2 separate regions of the Homo sapiens genome follow, and region 1 is linked to region 2. Evidence: chromatin contacts called from ENCODE Hi-C data. All regions are on one chromosome and are shown on one strand. Each heading gives the region's core, a stretch centred on a gene start or an enhancer-like site at or near the end of the contact. The rest is flanking DNA. Distances are from core to core; before and after follow the strand shown.

Region 1 (3,079 bases), core at 373-2,872, 5.3 Mb before region 2:
CTCTGAGGGCTCTGGGTGCTGTCCTCACTACGGTGGTAGGTTCTGCTGCCTGAGTGTATCCATTACAGGAACTCGAGCTTTGGGTGGCCCATTATAACCCAGCTCAAGAGGATGTGTCTCCAAGTTTCAGGAGGAACATAGCTGTACATCAGCTGCAATGTTCCTGTGACCTAATCTAGGGGGAAATTCAGATTGGTAAATTTGTTCCAAAACACATTGTTGCATTGTTGTGGTAGTGGTTGCTAAGTCCATTCCCCAGTGAATATATTCTGAAATTAGATATAAACTATCTATATTATAAAAGCCCTAAAACAGGAAATTCTGTCATGTTGGTCACAGCTCAATTAATAAAATGACCTCCATACAAAGAAGGGTTCAGAGTGAATGAAAAGTGGCCACCGGTGTGGAGGAAGCTGGAGGCCTTCACAGATAAGTTAGGCCCAAACTGTCCTAGGTAGTATCCTCTGGTTGGTGGAATTCTTTGAAACATTTTTTTTTTTTTTTTTAGCTCCTGCTTCAACTTTAATTTGCTCTGCCCTTTAGAAGAATGCAGGCTGCAACCGTGGCCCCTGCCCTGGCCCTGGCTGCCCACTGATGGTCTGGGCTACCTACACACCCTTTGGCCTTCTATTCAGTTACTTACAAATGCTCTTTAAAAGTCTTAAGAAGATGACAAAGTGATTTTACTGGTATTGTGAGTTATTTTAGTTGCTCTTATACTGATTTTCCATGAATGTGATTGTTTTAATAGTAACCTTTGCCAAAGATTTCTAAAATAGATTTCTAAAATACCATGCAATCTCAAGGTTCAAATTCTGGATGAAAATAATGTTTTGTTGAAATGATCTTCCAAAGAGAACACCGTGCTTGGTAATTAGAATGACAGGTTAAGCATTATTCTTCAACTACCATAAGGAAAAATAATCTTGTCTTTGCCACCTAATTGATTTGCTTACTAATTGATTTAAAATGTCCTTTCACTTTAATGAGTCTGTCTATTTACAGTGGTAGTTTATAAGGTTAAAGTATGCATTCCCAAATATTAGATATTCTTTAATCATGTCGTATATCCAAGTTGAAAACAGTAGGTATTTGGGGAGCAAGCAAGACGATATTTAAAATAATTAGGTATTTTTTAAAAATTCATATTATTCTCAAAAATAATTCTGGAAAGACTTCGGTGGCCTTTCACATTGAATGAGAGAATATGATGTCACCACTTACACTTTCTGTTTCTGTTTTATGTTCACAAACCAGGCCAGGGGGCCAGCTGTAAACCCACATTCTATTTTGATTACATTGTCATAACTTTCAGTTCTAACTGGAGAAAGCCAGAATTTAAATCTAGCCAGAGTATTAATGCTGCTCAACCAGGAGGGAAATGAAAGTGGGATCTCAGAGTGAACATGTGGTCCTTCCGAATTTCCTCCTGGACCTGGACAGGACTCATGGTCGAACCCGAGATCCTGAAACATTTTCACCGTGACTCAGAGTGAGCAGGAAGGGTGGGGCTGGCCTCTTTGTTTTCTCACAAGGTTAATAGCGTGTACCTTAGAATGAGCCAGAGCGCAGCAGGGGTAACAGCACATGGCTTAGCCTTCGCGAGGCAGATGTGGTGAATGAGCCGTTGAGACCGCCCCTGACAACGTCAGGCTGTTTGCAGTACCCATGGGCCTCGCCCTCTCCAGACTAGGGGAAGGGTGTGTCTGAGATGCAATCTAAGAAATGATCATTCTTTAAATTCTAAAGGTGAAGAGATGTAAACAGCATTTTAATTATAATTTGCCTAAAATGTGTTTCTTGTAGAGGATAGGCATCCCTGTGCACATGCAAAATCTTGGAAGAAAAATATATGTTGAGAAGGCTTGACTAAGGGACAGAACAAATAGCACGCTGGTTTTCTGTTTTCCTTAACGCTGATAAGGTCAGAAGAGCTGTGAATGTCTCTATGTAATTAACAGGGTGCAAAAGAACAGGAACGAGATTCAGGGGACTCCAGAAAGAACTTTAATTTCTGTTCCTTGGTTTCCTCATGGGACACATGGGACGAAGTATTAATAGCTATAAATGCCCATAACAACTGAGATTTGATAGTAAATTCCAAATTAAGTTAACACTTGAACTTTATAAAAAATACACACTTCATTTCCCTATGGGCCATATACAAAATGTGAGCTGCAATCAAAGTCCTGGCTAGGGAGTTTCTGGTAACGTGTCTGTATTATGGGATGTACACACTGAGAAAAGCATTGATCACTGCACCTGCAGAAGCCTTTCCAGCATGTGCCTCACCCACATACTGCCTGAAAGTCTTCTGAGAATCATTCTATAGTCACAAAAAAATCCCCTGGGAAGGTCCTACACTCATACCTATTTTACAGATTGAGGAAGTGGGTTGAGAGGCTTGATAACTTGTGCAAGGCAGCGTGGCTGGTAAGCAGACACTCTTCACAATTGCACTATGCTGTCTGCAATATCCAACTGCCCTTTCCTTGATCCGGCACATAGTTTGAATTGAGGGAAGTCTTTCAGTATTTAGAAAAATCACAGATGACTAAATGGTAAAATAGCAGAAACAATGAGTGAGAAGTTAGATATTTGCTTCATTCCAAGGGAAGAGAAACGACAAAGTAGTCAGGTAGTTAGCCAAAAGCTCAGCCTCCAAGAGCAGTCAGATATAGCAAAGCCTGAGAATTCCTTATCTAAAAGTAGTGAAATGTGAAAGGCTAACATGAGAAATTTCATCCTGATTATAAGGAAATTTTCCAGACAGTGAAGTGAATTGAACTGTAATCATGTACCTAAAAAGAAATCATGAAAGTCCTTTGTGTATGGCATTTTAGAAACTGACAAGCACACAGGAAAGAAGGCAGGTTCACTGACTCCAGACATCTTTCCATCTGCACTATCTTTTTAAGGATTACTTTAAGGACCTCAAAAGGAGACAAAACAGCAGACTGTTAAAAGCAGCCGTCAATATTTATCTAAACACAATGAAGCAACTGCTTGTGCTACGACAAGCAGTAATAAAATGATGGGACTACCACTGTTGGTCCTATTAGTGGAAACAATTAATAGA
Region 2 (3,092 bases), core at 195-2,694:
TGGCCAAGGGCGGCTTGCGGAGCCCAGGGAACGCAGCGAGCCAGGCCCGCGCCCCCCTGCAAAGCTCTGCCTTGAACCACGTAATTCAGGCACCCAGGGTGTCCCTCCCTAGGTCCTGGCCACATTTCCCGAAGGTTATTAAATGGAGAATTCAGCAGTGGAGTTAGAGACGGACGAATGTACAGGAAGATAAGAGGGAAACTCTTCCTCATTTGCTTTAGGGGGTTGTGCTGGGAAAATGCGGGGAGGTTAAACAAAGCTTCTCCTAGGACTCCACGATTCATTTCTAACAACTTCTTAAAAGACTCCCGTCTCGGGAGCAGACGCCCCCTCCCCGCTCTCTAAGCCCCGCTGCATGAAAGGATGCCCTCGGCCCCTTGCCAGAGGGCCGGGTCGGGGATTCCCGGGGCTTCAGCTCCTCTGCCGGCCCGCCCCTCCGAGCCTTGGGAGCCAGGTCGCCGGCCGCAGCGCTCAGTCTTGTAGTGTCCTGGCTGCGGAGCAGAAGCGCCCGGGCAGCACCAAGGTGTGCAGTGCGGGAGGCTGGGGCCCCAGGGCGCAGAGTGGGCGCGAGACCCTCCTACTCGCTGGATCCCGGCCAGCCTTTCTGGATTCCAAAGTTTCTGCCGCCCAAAGGGGCTGGGAGAGCCCGAGACGCCGCAGGACACCGGCAATCCAGCCTCTCTCCGCCTCACTCCCCGAACGCCCCCACTCTGCGCACTCCGGTGCGTCTGTCCCCTCCCCCTCAGCCCTCCTCCCTGAGGGCTCCGGACGTGCCCGGCCCTGCTGACCCCCTGCCCGGTCCCTGCCGACCTCAACACTGGGCGAAGCGCCCATATTCACAAACTTGGGCGGGGGAGGGGGTTCCTCCGGAGCAGCTGAGCGGCTGAACCCAGCTGGAGCGCGTCCGGCCGCGCGGGGACACCCAGCATGCACCCTCAGCCCTGAAGACCGGCGCCAAACCTACATACATGAGCGCAGGGCGCGGGCCGGACGCCGGGCTCGCAGCGGGCGCAGGGGTAGCAGCGGCGGGCGCGGGCCCGGGTTGCCAGCGCCCATCCTGGGCCGGCCGGCGACCCGCGTGGGGCGGACCACTAACAGCCCAGCCCCACCTGCGCGCTCCGCCTGGCGCGCACACCGGGCTAGGGCGTCTCTGGGGAGTCGCTCATCGCGCTGTCAGCTGCCGGTAGTCGCGGCCCCAACTCGCGTCAGTGCCCGCGTCGCCCTCAGTCGCTCATCCTCCGGCCTCGTCCCCGCTTCTCCGAGACCAAGCGCGCCCCGGGGGCCACCCTGGCGCCGCCTCGCTCCTCTCCGCGGAGGGGTTCGGGGAGCTCTCCAGACCCGGCAGCCGGAATGTCTGGGCAGCCGTGGCGCGTCGGAGGGAAAAGAGAAGCCCGGAGCGCGGCCGGCGCGCGAGTGGCACCGAGGCCAGCATGGGAGCTAGCGCGCCCGCCTCCCGCCTCCCCCTGCCGCAGCCGCCTCCGCCCGGCTCCCGTTCCGCTCCCTCCTCTGCTGCCCCCGCTCTGGAGGCCCCGCCTTGGCCCGCGCTGCCCCGGGGGAGGCCCTCGCGCTGCCCCCGGAGAGGCCCTACCGCCGCACCCGCTCCCTTTGCTGCGCCGGACCAACCTGTCACTCGTCCGCGCGGCCGCGTCCCCACCTCCGCAGCCGGCCGCAGACCCTGCCAGGGCTGCCATTCTCCAGTCGAGTCATTCACTTTGCGCTGGACCTTTCATCTTGGCTTTTCTCTTTTCTTTAATTTCTTCCTTCCTAATTGGCCCCCTCTGGCTTTCCTCTTTGTGGACAGCTTGTTTCAGCTACTGTGTTCAGATTGGGATTCGAAGGCCGTGTTAGTTTAGCAGACTGTTGAGACTTTCTCGTCTTTGCATTCAGAAACCCAGAGAAATAGACGTTTACGAGTAAGAAACGTAAAAATCTCAAGCGCGAACTTTCTGAATCTCTGCCAATCTCTCCCCGCTCCCATCTTCCTCTTTCTGCCTGCTCTCTCTTCTACTACAAATAGAAACCTGTTTCCTAACTTTGCTAGAATCCTCAACTGTTAAGCAGAGGCCCGGTTGTTTTTACTCTTTGATCTTGTGTAAACGAGAAAACGTCAATAGTACCTGTTCAAATTAATCCCCGAAATTGAATTTTCATGGAAATGGCCCATGGCAGTGGTTCCCACTCACGGCATTTTAGAATCCCTGAAAGTGCTCGGACGGTAAACAGATAAGCTTCCCTGCAAGGTCAGGCGCTCTGGCTGGTGGGAACTGGGGAGGCTGGTTTGGGACACAGTTATGTCTATCTTTTAATAGTATAGACAAACAAATCTTAGCTGAGGTGCTAGGGAGCCCTCCTTGAAAGCCTGAGAAGGCTGCCCCTCCACCCCCTCCAACACATACACAACCAACAGGGCTGGATGGAGGATTTCTTTCTCTCTCTCTCTCTCTTTTTTTTTTTTTTCAGACGGAGTCTCGCTCTGTGGCCTAGCCTGGAGCGCAGTGGCGCGATCTCCACTTACTGCAAGCTCGATTCCCGGGTTCATGCCTTTCTGCCGCCTCAGCCTCCTGAGTAGCTGGGACTACAGTCGTCCGCCATCACCCCCAGCTAATTTTGTTTTTGTATTTTTAGTGAGACGGGGTTTCACCATGTTGGACATGATGGTCTCGATCTCCGGACCTCGTGATCCTCCTGCCTCGGTCTCCCAAAATGCTGGTGAGCCACCGCGCCTGGCCTGGATGGAGGATTTCTATGTACAGGATGATTTGAGCCCTTCTGCTGTTTCAGTTCTCACTCTCATTTTTCCTTTTTTTTTTTTTTTTAATGTTTTAGAGACACGATCTCACTTTGTCACCCAGGCTTCAGTGCAGTGGCATGATCACGGCCCACTGCAGCCTCAAACTCCTGCCTCAGACTCCGGAGGAGCTGGGTGTACAGGTCACCACACAGGGCTAATTTTTTGTTTGTTTGTTTTGTTTTGTTTCGTTTAGGTTTTTTCTTTTGTTTTTTTTTTGTTTTTTTTTTTTGGTAGAGATGGGATCTTGCTTTGTTGCCCAGGCTTGTCTTGAACTCCTGGCCTCAAATGATCCACCCGGCCT

Evidence for each region. Hi-C counts contacts between places; a loop is a spot of excess contacts on that map. Pooled maps may share reads with other maps.
Region 1: a loop to region 2 is called in a pooled map, with 11 times the contacts of the local background. The contact joins the enhancer-like site here to the promoter of VWC2 in region 2. A Hi-C loop is called at or near these places in 2 of 37 single-sample maps with no recorded cell type and 2 of 50 pooled maps.

The regions. Positions count from the first base shown.
Region 1 is chr7:55,072,619-55,075,697 of GRCh38, reverse strand. The region is part of intron 1 of EGFR (epidermal growth factor receptor); the gene reads right to left. Among named protein-coding and RNA genes, the nearest start is that of EGFR, 55 kb to the right of the region's middle. RefSeq lists enhancers at 1,140-1,309, 822-2,021. Within about 2 kb of position 1,622, at least 33 of the 41 ENCODE cell types and tissues checked have a DNase peak (open chromatin) inside an H3K27ac peak, as active enhancers do.
Region 2 is chr7:49,771,990-49,775,081 of GRCh38, reverse strand. It overlaps VWC2 (von Willebrand factor C domain containing 2), which reads right to left and starts at 1,444. Exons shown (of 4, transcript NM_198570.5): 1 at 969-1,444.